Regions from separate parts of the Homo sapiens genome. Here region 1 is linked to region 2. A link is an interaction called in ENCODE POLR2A ChIA-PET data of the cell type or tissue named here. Cell type or tissue: Panc1. All regions are shown on one strand. Each heading gives the region's core, and the rest is flanking DNA. Links, peaks and the distances in the headings are about the cores only. Region 1 overlaps PRKAR2B (protein kinase cAMP-dependent type II regulatory subunit beta). Region 2 overlaps LAMB1 (laminin subunit beta 1).

Region 1 (9,841 bases), core at 2,939-7,938, 780 kb after region 2:
AAAGTCCTGGGATTACAGGCATGAGCCATGGTGCCGGCCTTTTAAAGCATTTTAAATGGCATTTAGCCAGAGTTTATAATACTAATCCTAATGGTAACACATATACATTCACCTAAGTTGTGTCACAGGTAACGTGTATGTTAAAATATCTGCACTAAGCCCTAGTACATATGGATATGTAGAAAACAATACACACACACATACATACACACACACACACACACACACACACACCTTTATTTAAAATAAGGGAAAGCACCGTCACTCTTGGGGAAAAAGTCCTCACCCCTTTCCTTAGCCACGCATGATACACGAGAGGCTCTGTCCTTGAATGAATGGTCAACAGAGAATTCTCACATAGTAAGGAGTGTTGATTAATAATTAAATAATGACATCCACAAGTCAAACTTGAGCTGTTTTAATCAGATAATTTTACACATAAATTCCTAGTTAGCCAGATTGATTTGGTTATTCTAAATGGCCAAATAAATCTGCAACACACCACAATTATTTCTCCCACACATGATGAATAGCTAATAATTTTAAAAACCTATTGCCATACAGAACCATACTTTCTTACTATGTTATGCCCTGGGGGTTCGCTTCCACATGCCACATTGCTATCATGCTTTTCAATGAATTATGCATTATGCACGTCAGAAAACTTTAAAGAAACAAGCAAAAAAGTATGAAAAACAATAATTCATGTATTTTATTATAAAAGTGTGCTTTATTGTAAGGAAAATTTAAATATAACCAACAATACTGAAAATAATGTACGTGGCATTTATAGCCTTGGTCAAAGTTCTTTATTAAACAGGCGTTTGCTGTTCCATGAATAGTTAACAATTAGTTTATGCAACAAAATAGATAACTTGAAAAAGTGAGTAAGAATACAGAATGATGAACCAGGAATCTGGAGTTCTTTTGTGTTTTTTCTTGTTTAACAGACATGGCTTTTAAAATAAAATCTGAAATATAAAACAAGTCATCTTCATGTAGAGAGCTCTCTTTTCCTACAAGAAGGTTTTGCAAAAATGTTAAACAGTGTTCTAAAAATGTGGCTGAAGTTATACTTTACATACTTTAACTTCTTATATATACATTATCCAATTAACATTCTAACCACATTTTCATATACAAGTGGGACCATAAACATTCTCTAGTAAGACTACACTAGCACAGAGTAATTTTACCCATGTATATATATTCATTTGAAACCTGTTTCCCAAAATGAAATCACTCATTTAAAAGCAAACAACTGGTTAGAATTAATGTCTCTAGACACTGGGTCATGGGGCCTAGAAATCATGTAAGAGTATATTGCTTTGGTTGAATATAATTAAATTCATCTTATGTGGCAGCATACTGAGCATATCAATGAACAATGAAAATCTAGTACATCTGAGTTCTTTCTGCACTAATTTCAACTATGAGTCTACATTAAAGCAATGGCAAGGCCTAATGGTATATATGGTAAGGTCAGAAATTCATTTTGTCTTTATATAGGGTTATGCTCATAAAAATTTGTTTCTATTCCTCTAGAGGATGTTTTTAAGAATTAAAAAAACCAAACAAACCCATATTGGCTGCTGATCAATGAGATTGTGGGTTGGCAACCATCCTAAGAAAGAACGGAAACCCAAGGGAACAGATGTCTACATAGGACTGTATTATGCAGGCCTAGTGAAGAACAAAGAAATAAACTGTGGGCATGCTGATAAGGATCCCACATTATTTTTGGGATAGGAGAGATTTTTTAGGTGTAAAATCTTAAAGAATACAAAAAATGTCGGATCTTAAGTTTAAATCACTTTTTAAAAAAACAAAACTTTGTGACATTAAATGTCAAGATCAAATTTTTAAAGACATAGAATACAGAGAATTGCAAAATAAAAAAAAGCAGATATATGCTTGATGAGGGAAAAATGCATTAATGATCTCTCATCTAAAACACTGTTTTCCTTATTATCATAATGACTAAATTGCCTGTCCATAAAACCACTGGAATATGTATGTTACTGACATTATGCCAACAAAGTCAAAATGTACTTTATTGCAAAAATATAAAAAGTTTTAAAACTGCATATGATATTTTATACCATTTCACCAATAGGCCAAGGCCAGCACATAACTTATCAAGCTAGAAAACTTTAAAACAAAAATGATTAAAATTTTACTGTGTTTAATGAGTTATAAAAAAAAGTGATGCCATGCTGTGTAGCATGTTTAATTGCCAAGTGCCCTCTTACATGGGGATAGTCACTAATATGATTATCAGTCTGAATAAGTAAAACACATATAGCCTATGATAACATCCTTTAATTATCTTCTTAAACACAGATACTTTCTATATATTACAATCATTTTAATAAACCTTTCAGTCATAATTTTGTGGAGTACAAAGTCATTTTATCAGTATGTTGATTTTTTTATGAACTACTCTTTAGAAAGTGATGTTAAAGCCTATTGACTATTAAATCACTACTGTTTATTGATACGTTGTAAATGTAAAAAAAGGAAAAAACCTGAAATCACAGAAAATGCTTGGCATCTACACAAACACATTCTCAGTGGACTAACCACTACTGTGTAATTTTGTCACTACAGGTCTTGCTCCATACTTTTGCTTCATGCAGTGGGTTCAACAATATCCATGTTCGTTCCAAACAGGGCAACTAACTGTTCTTCATAGGTAGCGATGTTCCTTTTCATAATTTCCATGCAAGGTCCCAGAAGCCTTTCAAATGCTTGCACATCCATTGCTGAGAAAAGAGAAGATTTTTTTTTAAATAACATTCTTTGCAAATCTGCAGAATTTCTAAGTCATTTACAATACCGACTCCATATATATCAATAGTGCAATGATATTTTAGGTAAATACTATAAAATACAAGAAAAAGCATAATGATAAAAATGTTCCACTTGAAAAAGGAAGCAGCCAGGGCCACGCTCTTGGACCACACTCTGCAGTCCCTCGGCAATATGATGAGCAATGCTAAGTTGGTGGGAGGTTCCTGGTCCAAGCTGAGAAAAGAATGAGGGACTATCATGGAAAGACCTTAGAATTTTAAAAAATAAATGTGCTGTCTCCACCTTAGCAATGTGAACTCCTCAAGGGTGGCACAAGAGTGTTTTCTATCCTGTGTTCCCTTCTCAGGGTTTAAAATGCCATGTTGTGAAGGCCAAGTGTTAACCTTTTGTAAGTTTTGCTGCCATACTATGTCTATGCAATCCAAAAATGGCAGCTGACATAATGCTTTTGTTTACTTCTATAAGTACATGCTAGAAATCACTTTGCTTGCCTGTCTCCTGGATTTTAAAACTGGATTTATAATATATAAATAGAAAATATGATCATACTCTATACATAAAAGTACAAATTAAAATAGATCTTCTTTGCCTTTTACACTAAAGATAAAAAGATAAAAAAGGCAATGTTTACAAGAATAGGGTGAATGGGCATTATGGCACTGCTAGTAGTGTACAAATACAAGTAATCTGGCAATATGTGTCAAAAGTTAATTTTTTAAAAACCCACTCCTGAAAACCATTTCTAAGGAAAACTCCTATAATACAGAAAAGTCTTCTATGCACAAAAAATTGCTCCCCACAAAAAAGTTGGAGCCAAAACCTTCGAAGTATTTACCACTAAGGAATGATTAATTTATCGTGTATATATTTACCTAAAAGAATTTTAAAATTTGGTGTAATAAAATAAGAACATTCCTAAGCGATAATGAACTTTAAAAGTTGTTTGGAAAACTGTTTAACAACTGGAAGCCCACACAAATAAAAAGGACAAGAAGGAATTATAATAGCAGAAATCACTGAGTGGCGGTGTTATGTTTTTTCTACATTTTCTGTATTTCTCAGGTTTTCTTTGATGTGAGTATAATAATCTATTATTGAAAAAAAATTAACAGACTTTCACTCACTCACCTTTACTCTTTCTAATAGACTTTCACTCACTCACCTTTACTGTAATAGACTTTCACTCACTCACCTTTACTATTTCTAATAGACTTTCACTCACTCACCTTTACTCTTTCTAATAGCCCTACTTAGGGAAATTACCTGCCAGTTTCTAATCGTCTTCTCTTCCATCCAAATTTAACACTTGATTAATATTATACTTATTTAAACCCTTTTAAAGAATGACTTCTCTAAGAAGTTAATTCTAAGGATCCTTGCAAATCTTAAAAACATTAAGTTTATGCTATTGAATTATGGATGAAAAGCACAGAGAGGGTAATAACTGTGAGATCAATTTTCTTAAAATACCCTCCATATTGCCACCTTCTAAACTGTATTTTCTTATCAAAGTAAGTGATTTCTCAGATATATAATCTCAGATATATACAGATGCCTGCACCTGAAGATGACATTTCTGCCAAGCTACTCTGGTAAAATAGTAATAACAACTGAACAGCAAAGAACATTTGACTGTGCTTTGACAAACCTGAACCTTTGTGTCCCAATACTGTAATGAGTAAGGATTCTCACAACATCTCAGCATTCCCCGCAGATCTTAATAACGGACTTTATAAAAATAGTACTTTAGCCTTCTCTTTTGAGGAACATAGCACATGTTGCTTATTTGAGAGATTCCATATAAAACGTGGTACTTGGAACTCTTATTTTAATGACTAATATGGGATGTTATTTCATATATACACAAGAAGAGCAAAATGTATCTGGATGTAAAAATTTCGAAGAAAAAATGGCTTCCACAAATTGATTTTATAAGGCAATGAGTCCTAATCTTGTTACCTTTTGTGGGGACCACAAAACCTGTGAACCCAATAAAATGATTCACTCAACATGAATACATAAAATGCAGACATAAGTTCAACCAGCAGAAGCACGCCCACTGTTGCAATCCCTACCTAAACATTTGACAGTCCCAATGGCGTGGGCAGAAGCTGCTCGAGGTTTGTTAGTTACCAGGGCAAGCTCTCCAAAGTACTGTCCCCGCGAGCATCGAGCGATTTCTACTGCACCATTCTCTTCCACTTCTGATTTACCCTGACAAGGCAATTAAAAAGATGAGCTTTTCCTCAGCTTATGAAAAATAAAATTAACCTCAGTCTAAACATCAAAAAGTAGATCTGTTGTGTTCCTTGCTAACAGTATGTGGGTTCTGAGGACTTAGAATGCTTACCTTTCTTTTCATAGTAATTTTCACTTCTCCAGATTCTACAATGAAAAAAGAATCAGCCGAATCTCCCTATTGGAATCAATAACAAAAACAGACGGTGAAAATGCAAATTAATTGACAACAATCTTGTTACCTTTCATATCCCTAAAATTGATCCAACCCCAAAGTACACATATTCACCTGAAAAGTGAAATCCTAAGGGAACAAGCTGTCTCGGTTTCTAAATCAAGAGGTTTTTTTTTTTTTTGAGACGGAGTCTCACTCTGTTGCCCAGACTGGAATGCAGTGGCGCGATCTCGGCTCACTACAAGCTCCACCTCCCGGGTTCACACCATTCTCCTGCCTCAGCCTCCTGGGTGGCTGGGACTACAGGCGTCTGCCACCACGCCCGGCTAATTTATTTGTATTTTTAGTAGAGACGGGGTTTCAACGTGTTAGCCAGGATGGTCTTGATCTCCTGACCTCGAGATCTGCCTGCGTCGGCCTCCCAAAGTGCTGGGATTACAGGCGTGAGCCACCGAGCCCGGCCCTAAATGAAGAGGTTTTGATGGACAATTATGTAGTAATGATTTCATTTGTAAAATTATTTGAAATAATACTTTCTTTTTCCCCCCCAAGATGGAGTCTCGCTCTGTCACCCAGGCTGGAGTGCAGTGGTGCAATCTCAGCTCACTGCAGCCTCCACCTCCTGGATTCAGGCGACTCTCCCACCTCACCCTCCCAAGTAGCTGGGATTACAGGCATGTGCTACCACACCCAGCTAATTTTTTTTTCCTTTTTTTAAAATTTTACTTTAAATCAGGGATACATGTGGAGAACATGCAGGTTTGTTACACAGGTATACATGTGCCATGGAGGTTTGCTATACCTATCAACCTGTCTGGTTTTAAGCCCCGCATGCATTAGGTATCTGTCCTAATACTCTCCCTACCTTCACTCCCCACCCCCTGACAGGCCCCGGTGTGTGATGTTCCCCTCCCTGTGTCCATGTGTTCTTATTGTTCAACTCCCACTTATGAGTGAGAACATTCGGTGTTTAGTTTTCTACTCCTGTGTTAGTCTGCTGAGAATGATGGCTTCCAGCTTCATCCATGTCCTGCAAAGGACATTATCTCATTCTTTTTTATGGCTGCATAGTACTCCATGGTATATATGTACCACGTTTTCTTTATCCAGTCTATCACTGATGGGCATTTGGGTTGGTTCCATGTCTTTGTTATTGTAAATAGTGCTGCAATAAACATATGTGTGCATGTGTCTTTATAGCAGAATGATTTATATTCCTTTGGGTATATACCCAGTAATGGGTTTTCTGGGTCAAATGGTATTTCTGCCATTAAAAAGTGGGCAAAGGATATGAACGGACACTTCTCAAAAGAATCAAAAGAAGATATTTATGCAGCCAAAAAAAAAATGAAAAAAAGATCATTACTGATCATTAGAGAAATGCAAATCAAAACCATAATGAGAAACCATCTCACGCCAGTCAGAATGGCAATTATTAAAAAGTCAAGCAACGATAGATGCTGGTGAGGTTGTGGAGAAATAGGAATGCTTTTGCACTGTTGGTGGGAATGTAGATTGGTTCAACCATTTTGGAGGACAGTGTAGCAATTCCTCAGGGATCTAGAACCCGTATTTATTTATTTTTTTGTATTTTTATTAGAGATGGGGTTTCACCATGTTGGCCAGGCTGGTCTCGAACTCCTGACCTTGAAGTGATCTACCTGCCTCAGCCTCCCAAAGTGCTGGGATTACAGGCGTGAGCCACTGTGCCTGGCCTTGAAATAATATATTCTCTACCACTGTATTTCTGCTAAAAAACCAAGAAAATGTGGCAACACTGGGGTAAGAATTTCACCCAAATTTCAGCCTAGATAACAGCATACATAGTTGGAAATGGCAACACTGCTGTGTATGCCAGCAGCGTCCCCTTAGTTGGCAGAAACATGTCTGCGGATCCTGTGCTCCTGAGGAAGTGCCGAGACATGCACCCTGCGTCATCCTAACATCGCAAGCATTGGTGTGGTGACCCAAGATAAGCCATCAACTTGCAAAGAGCAGAAAGCATCCAGATGGAGCCGGAAGCAGCAGATGTGGGCCTTGACATTTTCACTACAGTCAACTGAGGACCAAACTCTGACATGCTAGCCTACTGACATTCCATTTCAAGGCTTTGGAAGGACTTCTAAAAGAAAAGTGTTGCTCTACCCATATACCTGTTCTTTCTTGCTTTTGTTTCTTAATGAACTCTGCCTTGATCTCCAATGATGCAGTCTGAATTAAACAATACAATATGGAAGATAATAATACAGACACTGACTTCTCTAAGCCTCTCAAAGTGATTCTGGAGAAACTTAAAATATTTCAAAACTCCTTAATACAAATTCAAGAAGTTTAGCATCTGATTCTATCACAAAAATAAATGTTGAATTTAGATTTTTAGAATATAGGGTGTATATGTATATTTATAAATGCTTAAAAGACAACAAATATGTAAGAATATCCTTAATAAACCCTAAGTATAGCATATCTCCTTTCCCTTATTCTTGTATCAGGTTTTCATAAAAGCTTCATATTAAGTTTTCGAGTGTTCTGAATCATAATAGGTCTATTAACTGCTGAGTAATTTTTAACTATTTTTAAAGCACGCTCTAAGTGTATGTAAAACTGGTGAAAACTGAATATGGTCTGTGAATTATGCCAATGTCATTTTCCTAGTTTTGATATTGTTATTAACAGTGATGCAAAACGCATTAGGAGAAACTGGGTGAAGAGTACACGGGACCTCTCAAAACTATTTTTGCAACTTCCTGTGAATCTATAATTATTTCAAAATAAAACCTTAAAAAATCATTTAAAACATGCTCTTTGCTTTGTTATTTACTAGTTTATACAGTAGAACTTTAACCTTGCTTGACTCCATTTCTTCCCAATCCCTGACTGCTCTAACACACACATACACACACACACACTCAGCAATGGGAGAGGGGTGTTGATCGAAAGATTTACTTATGTATTTGTCTTCTAAAACAATTCTTTTTCTCAGTCTCAAAGACCTTGAATCTTGTTTCCCATATAAAGGAAAAGACTGCATTTCAGATAAAGAGCACAAAACAGTATAAGGCTGTGATACAAAAATTACAGAATCTATTAAAAATCCATTTTAATCATTTGCTTAGTGCTTCAAAAATATAACTAGGAAACAAGGTACTATCATCTGCATGCTTTACCTGTGAACTTCAACAGTCTTCACAAATTCTACTTTTGGTAGCCCTACTCCAACCCAGGTATCTAATATTATTGGTTCCAGCTGGGATCTTAGAAAAGTATTAGGGATTAAATAACATGTTGACCCACATGTAGTCTTGGAAGCCAAAACAGTATATGTTGCAGTGTGTTCCTTTCTTGGTGAATTTTATCAAGGAGCAGCCTCAGGAATTTTCATCATGAACTGATCATGCAAAACTCTATAGAATTTTCCAGTGTACTTTCTGGGTCCTCATTAATGTCATGGAACATTCACCTGTTTTTTCCTCTTATAAATGACTACAATGATGCAGAAAACCATTTGATGGTTTAATACACCTTCATTAGGAGTTAATTACATAAACAAAAATATTCAATAGAGTAATGACTATAAATGAAACCATTTTTAACAGGTCATTTGGTAGAAGTAATATTTATTTAACCCATCACTGCATACTAATTTTAGAAATATGAAAAGTTTATCAAGATCTACCACTACAGGAACCTTTTGGAATATAACCCTAAACTGAATTACATTTCAAAATATCATACCTGAGCAATGATTTGTTCTCCATCGTTGTATACTTTGGTGCCTATCACATCTACTACTTTCAGGCGTTCAGAAAACTACAAAGAAAGAAAAACAATATTAAATAGAAACAAATTAACTGGGTAAGCTTATCTAGTTCGGGAGTAAAAAACTGGTAGCCTATAGGCCAAATAAATCGAGCAGTGTGTAGGTTGTATATGTGTTTGTTGTATTAATTACCAGCCAGCATTTTAAAATAATTTTTCATAAAAATTCAATCTCCAGCTTCTCTTGAAAAATCAGCATCACATAGCCCATATTTCCACATGGCAACAATAAAACTATGGTGGGATAGCAGCTGTTTCTTTAATGAAATACATGTTCTCCAATCTGCCAAAGTCCCTTCCTGGCTTGGTTTTCTTCTCTGTGTTACCTGCCTAGCTCTGAAGGCACCAGATTTCCAATCCCTGACCTACTCTTATTTAAAGAAATATGCTGCTGGAAAAGATCAGCTGTCTACCACGCACTGTGTGATGTGGACAAAATTTTTACCAGATGTAAGCTGATAATCCAACAGAGACATTCAAAAGGAGAAGCACTGCTGTTTTGACACTTGCCATTTTATAAGATGTTGTGGGTACATATATATGCCTGTCTTTAATTACTCTCAAAATACTTCAAATATGACAGTGAAATAGAAAAGCATTTAATTTAATGATGAAGTATGGAAAATGAAGCTGAATTTTTAGGGTAACAACAACCTACTCTCTCTCATAAGTCTCTACCTTCAAAGATAAAAACCTAAGAGCTGGTCTCATTGAGAAGACCTCTGGGCTGAGAAATGAAGGAGCCCTGCAGCTGTGTAGGAAGACATTCCAGACAGACGGCAAGTACAAAGACCC
Region 2 (5,000 bases), core at 1-5,000:
CTAGTAGAAAATATGAAACGTGAAAGTTCTCCCTTGGGTTTATTTTATGTAAGTAAGCTTAACTTTCTCTTTACAGGAAACTGATTAAAGATGTTACAGAAATGATGGCTCAAGTAGAAGTGAAATTATCTGACACAACTTCCCAAAGCAACAGCACAGCCAAAGAACTGGATTCTCTACAGACAGAAGCCGAAAGCCTAGACAACACTGTGAAAGAACTTGCTGAACAACTGGAATTTATCAAAAACTCAGATATTCGGGGTGAGCATTTTTTGGTGCAAATAGTCCCAGACAATGGATTTAACGATATGTCTAACGTTTTAATATAGCACTTTTGGGGAAAAAAAAAAGTTTTCTAATAAATTTTAAAACTTTTGCTCATCCAGTTTCTGGCACAAATGAGGATCAAAGTCCCCATTTTACAAATGTGGGACTTGGGCACAGAGAACCTAAGAGACATAGCAAAGGTCCCACAGAGTGAATGGCAGTAGTTGTATCAGAATGGTATCCATTTCCTGATTTTTTTTTTTTCCCTCCAGTTAGTAGTTTAATCCCCTGGCCTTTTCTTGGAAGGGGGTTCTTTTGAATAGTTAAGGTATTAATACTTCTGCAAATCCTTTCACATTCAAGAATGCTGCTTGGTCAGAAAAAAACTTTTGCAAATCATTATTTATATCATAGACTGTAAAGGATCCTCAGCAAAAAGTGAATGTAGAAATATGTTACATCATACTGTCCAACTATCCATACTGTTTTATGCATGATTGCTTTTGGACTAAAGCTAAAAACATGTCATGCTGTTATATATAATACCGTCATCCCTTGGTATCCATGGGGGATTGGTTCCAGGACCCACTGCAGAAACCAAAATCCACAGGTGGTCAAGTCCGTTATATAAAATGGCACTTGCATATAACCTATGCATATCCTCCTATATACTTCTTTCTTTTTCTCTCTCTCTCTTTCTTTCTTTCTTTAAGAGATGGGCTCTTGCTATGCTGCTCAGGCTGGTCTTGAACTCCTGGACTCAAGTGATCCTCCCGTCTCAGACTTCTGAATAGCTGAGATTATAGAGGTGAACCACCACACCCAGCTTTACTTTTTTCTTTTTTTCCCTTCAGTATATTTAAAAGTAATCTGTAGATTACTTACAATACCTAATACAATGTAAATGCTATGTAAATAGTTGTTATACTTTATTGTTTAGGAAATAATGGCAAGAAAAAAGTCTGTACACATTCAGTACAGATACAACCATTTTTTCCAAATGCTTTCCATCCACAGTTGGTTGAATCCACATATGTGGAACCTACAAATATGGAGGGCTACTATATTAGTCATTTGAGTGGATCCGAATAAAGGATTGAGAAAAGTCATCTAGTCATATAATCTTCAGGCTGCCTGAAACCAGCTATTTATAAAGAACTGGATGTTTGCTTGTGTATAGAAACAAGATTGCATGATTTTCTTAATTTTTCATTTTTCACCCAGATGTTTGCCATACTCGAGCTGGAGTAGGTGCTAATGGGACAAAACATATTCATTGCTCATGAAAACTGTACTTCATAAATATTTTTTCTTGAATTTTAAAACTTTACAGTAAATTTAGGACCCGAAGACACCAAATATAGACACTGCTTGGGGAGGAAGCCTAGTATGATGAGGTTAACTGTGGGCAATTTCATTTCCTACCCTAGGTGCCTTGGATAGCATTACCAAGTATTTCCAGATGTCTCTTGAGGCAGAGGAGAGGGTGAATGCCTCCACCACAGAACCCAACAGCACTGTGGAGCAGTCAGCCCTCATGAGAGACAGAGTAGAAGACGTGATGATGGAGCGAGAATCCCAGTTCAAGGAAAAACAAGAGGAGCAGGCTCGCCTCCTTGATGAACTGGCAGGCAAGCTACAAAGCCTAGACCTTTCAGCCGCTGCCGAAATGGTAAGGTTTGGGGATGTGGCCTTACTGCTATGGTGCCAAGCAAAAAAAAAAAAAAAAAAAAAAAAAACAAAGAAAAACAAACCATCTTTTGTCATTATTACAATAATTTGCAAATGAATCAGCAGGACTGAAACTCCTAGGCTGAGGTCTCTGGATCCTGGAATGGGGTATCTGTAACCAAGACAGATTAAAAGCAGCAGCATATGGGTTTCCAGCCTTCCCCTCTTCTGTTTCTCTGTGGTCCTCAACTAAAGAATGAATCATGACTATTCTCCCATACTGTTTTAGCTACTCAGTGACACCGCACTGAAACTTGATCCTTTTTACACTGTGGACATTTCTTTAATATTTTTTTTCCTAAGTAGAGACAGGGTCTCACTACATTGCTCAGGCTAGTCTTGAACTCCGGGTCTCCAGCAATCCTCCTCTCACCTCAGCCTCCTCCCAAAGTGCTGGGATTACAGGCTAACACCCCAGCCCACCCCCACCCCCGCTTTTTTTTTTTTTTTTTTAAAGAGATGGAGTCTCACTACGTTGCCCAGGCTGACCTCAAACTCCTAGGCTGAAGCGATCTTCCCACCTCACCCTCCTGAGTAGCTGAGATGACAGGCATGTGCCACCACACCCAGCTTGGACATTCCTTTTTTAGTTTGTTCTGATTTGAATTATAAAACCCATCTCAGTGTAGGAATTCAGAGTCATTCTAGAAGGGGCTTCCATTAAAAATTAAAGGGAGCAAAAGAATTTTTTCACGGGTATTAGCTATTATGTTCCTTTGTTCCAGTAACTTTACCTGGTGAAGATTAACCCTGAAACCAGCCTAGAAAGTAGATTCATTTCCCAGAAGCTTTTAAAAAGGAACTCTGGAGCCAAATGAAATTGGGTTGTGAGTTTAATGAAAATCAGGCAGAAGGCCCCAAAAAAGCCTAACTGAGCCTGTTTCTTCCTCTTCCTTCCTGTGTTTTCAAGGAAGGATACCTATGTGAAATAATTTGGAGGGTATTTTTTATAGACTAAGGTTTGTGTTCTCTTAGCCCAGAGACACAGAGAAAGTTAAAGATGGAAGGTACATAGGCGCAGAAGAGTTCAAACTTCATTACAGCTTTGTCTTAGTGATGCTTCCTCCCTCCTCTCATCACTTTCTCTGAAATAGACAAAATTGGTCACAATATAAGACAGTGTTTATTGATGCCTGCTAGGTTTCATACTCATTATCTTCTGAAACTTTATAGCAAATAGGGAGCAAATAATCTGTCATTTATTAAATGGAAAAATAAAAGATGAAGAAAAAAGAAAAATGAAGGCTTAGAGCAATGTGTAAATTGCAGCTAACAGGAGACAAAGTTATGAAGCATGAAATGCCAATTCTCTCCATCTTTCCCTTCAGCATTGATTCCTTCCTTACATATTGTAGTTAAAAAAAAAAAATCAGTTATCACAAACAAGTTCTGTGTGACCTACAAGAAACAGCTAAGCATGCTAAAGGATTTTTGTCTTGAACCGGAGGCATCTCCGTGGGCGGCAGGGAGATGCATGGGCGGTGGGTGGGGTTCGGGGTTCCTCTGGCCTTTCAAATGTGTGCCCTTCCCTGTGCTTGCTTTTCCACCTGGTAAACTACCTAGGGATTAGCAGCTGCTTCAGTTCTCTTACTGTGTTTTTGTCTTTGTTAATGATCCTGTGAGAATTCTTTCTGTAAGTTCTTTACTGCCATTTCCTTGTGTAGAGAGAGTTTTGTCCTTTTGTTTTTCAGGTACTTCTAGTTCTGTATCTTTGTGGATGTTTAGCTAGAGCCATACTGTGTTTTTTTTTTTCCATGTCTGCCCCATCTGTTGAAACAAAACAGATCTTCTATGTGTGCTGTCAGATTGTTTTTAGAAAGCAACCGAGGTTTTACACTTATGTTCTTAAGACTCATGTTTTACAGCATGCAGAATACACTTTATTTTCTGAAGCTTTTTGTTTTTGTAAGCCAGATAAATGACTTATTTAGTTGTAATTTGAGATATAATGGAATTATAATTATCTTAAAATTATTAGGCTAAATAGTTGATTGTATTTATTTAAAAACTACTTTTTTGTACTTTTTAATAACAATACTTGTTTGGGAATATTCTGTTAACTCCTTTTCACTGCAGTAAATCTTTGTCTTCTTTTCAGTATGAGAATTTCCACAAACAGCTCTAAATGCAATTTTCTCCCTGCTCAGCCTTTTCTATCATATAGCACACTTGTATTATAATTTATCAATTTGCATTTGTATGCCATGACCAAGTGGTGATCTTTGAGAGGTTTTGGTAGGTAAGAAAGGAGGACTCTATGCATGTGTGATGGCAGTCGGGGGTGGTAATTTGGGAACACTTCATCTACCTTTGTTCCTTTGTTTGTACTGTTTTCTTTAACCTGTGGAATGTTTTCCCACTTCCCCTGCTCAAATCCCACCAGCCAACAGCTTCTTCAGCTACAACTGTAGCATTCCTCTGCAGTCTCTCCTTTGTCTACTTTCTTTCATAGTGACTGCATCTGACCTATTCTTGGCTATTTTATGTGGAATGATCCAGTCCTAACTAGATGGGAAGTTACTAAAACGCTAGGTAATAGATCTTTTATGTCACCATATTTACTGGAGGAGTTAACATGGTGCTGGTGCTGGTCCCAAAGATGGTTCACAATAGGTTTTTTTTTTAAACTCTAACTGGTTAGAAAAAAAGGAAGGCATTCCTTGGCCCTTGCACTGGCAGAATTCAACTTGATATAGCAGATGTTTGCATCCTGGGCAGAGCTCATATAGTATTTTAACTCATTTGGGCAGAAGATATTGATGAGTTGTAAACTTCCATTGTTTCCTTGGAAATAAGCAGGTTAGTTTACTCCTAAACTCTCTGCTCCTCTCTCCATTCTGTCTCCCAAACACTGTTTTCAAGCACCCTTGCTGAGGACCACCTACACATTCTCTGGGGCCACCCAGGCCCTGCACAGCTGTTTTGCTGCAGCAGATTCACTATCCGAAGTATTGTGCCTGATCCTTGGCTTGTTGCAGACCTGTGGAACACCCCCAGGGGCC

What was found. ChIA-PET counts read pairs that join two places held together with the same protein. Peaks named below come from ENCODE experiments on the same cell type or tissue, not always from the same donor. Only the 100,000 strongest peaks of a DNase experiment are listed, where the experiment ranks them.
Region 1: POLR2A ChIA-PET joins it to region 2 with 5 read pairs; 2 of 35 experiments call an interaction of 5 or more read pairs at or near these places.

What each region holds. Positions count from the first base shown.
Region 1 is chr7:107,152,373-107,162,213 of GRCh38, reverse strand. PRKAR2B (protein kinase cAMP-dependent type II regulatory subunit beta) reads right to left here. Exons shown (of 11, transcript NM_002736.3): 8 at 8,963-9,037; 9 at 5,165-5,230; 10 at 4,890-5,028; 11 at 403-2,765. The coding sequence ends at 2,632. Among named protein-coding and RNA genes, the nearest start is that of HBP1, 12 kb to the left of the region's middle. RefSeq lists an enhancer at 9,138-9,841. In Panc1, for the core only: no CTCF peak of the experiment used is centred there; no DNase peak of the experiment used is centred there; H3K27me3 peaks cover 924 bases.
Region 2 is chr7:107,932,354-107,937,353 of GRCh38, reverse strand. LAMB1 (laminin subunit beta 1) reads left to right here. Exons shown (of 34, transcript NM_002291.3): 26 at 77-261; 27 at 1,698-1,939; 28 at 4,977-5,000. Among named protein-coding and RNA genes, the nearest start is that of DLD, 44 kb to the right of the region's middle. RefSeq lists enhancers at 3,623-4,268, 4,269-4,914, 4,915-5,000. In Panc1, for the core only: no CTCF peak of the experiment used is centred there; no DNase peak of the experiment used is centred there; H3K27ac peaks cover 3,007 bases.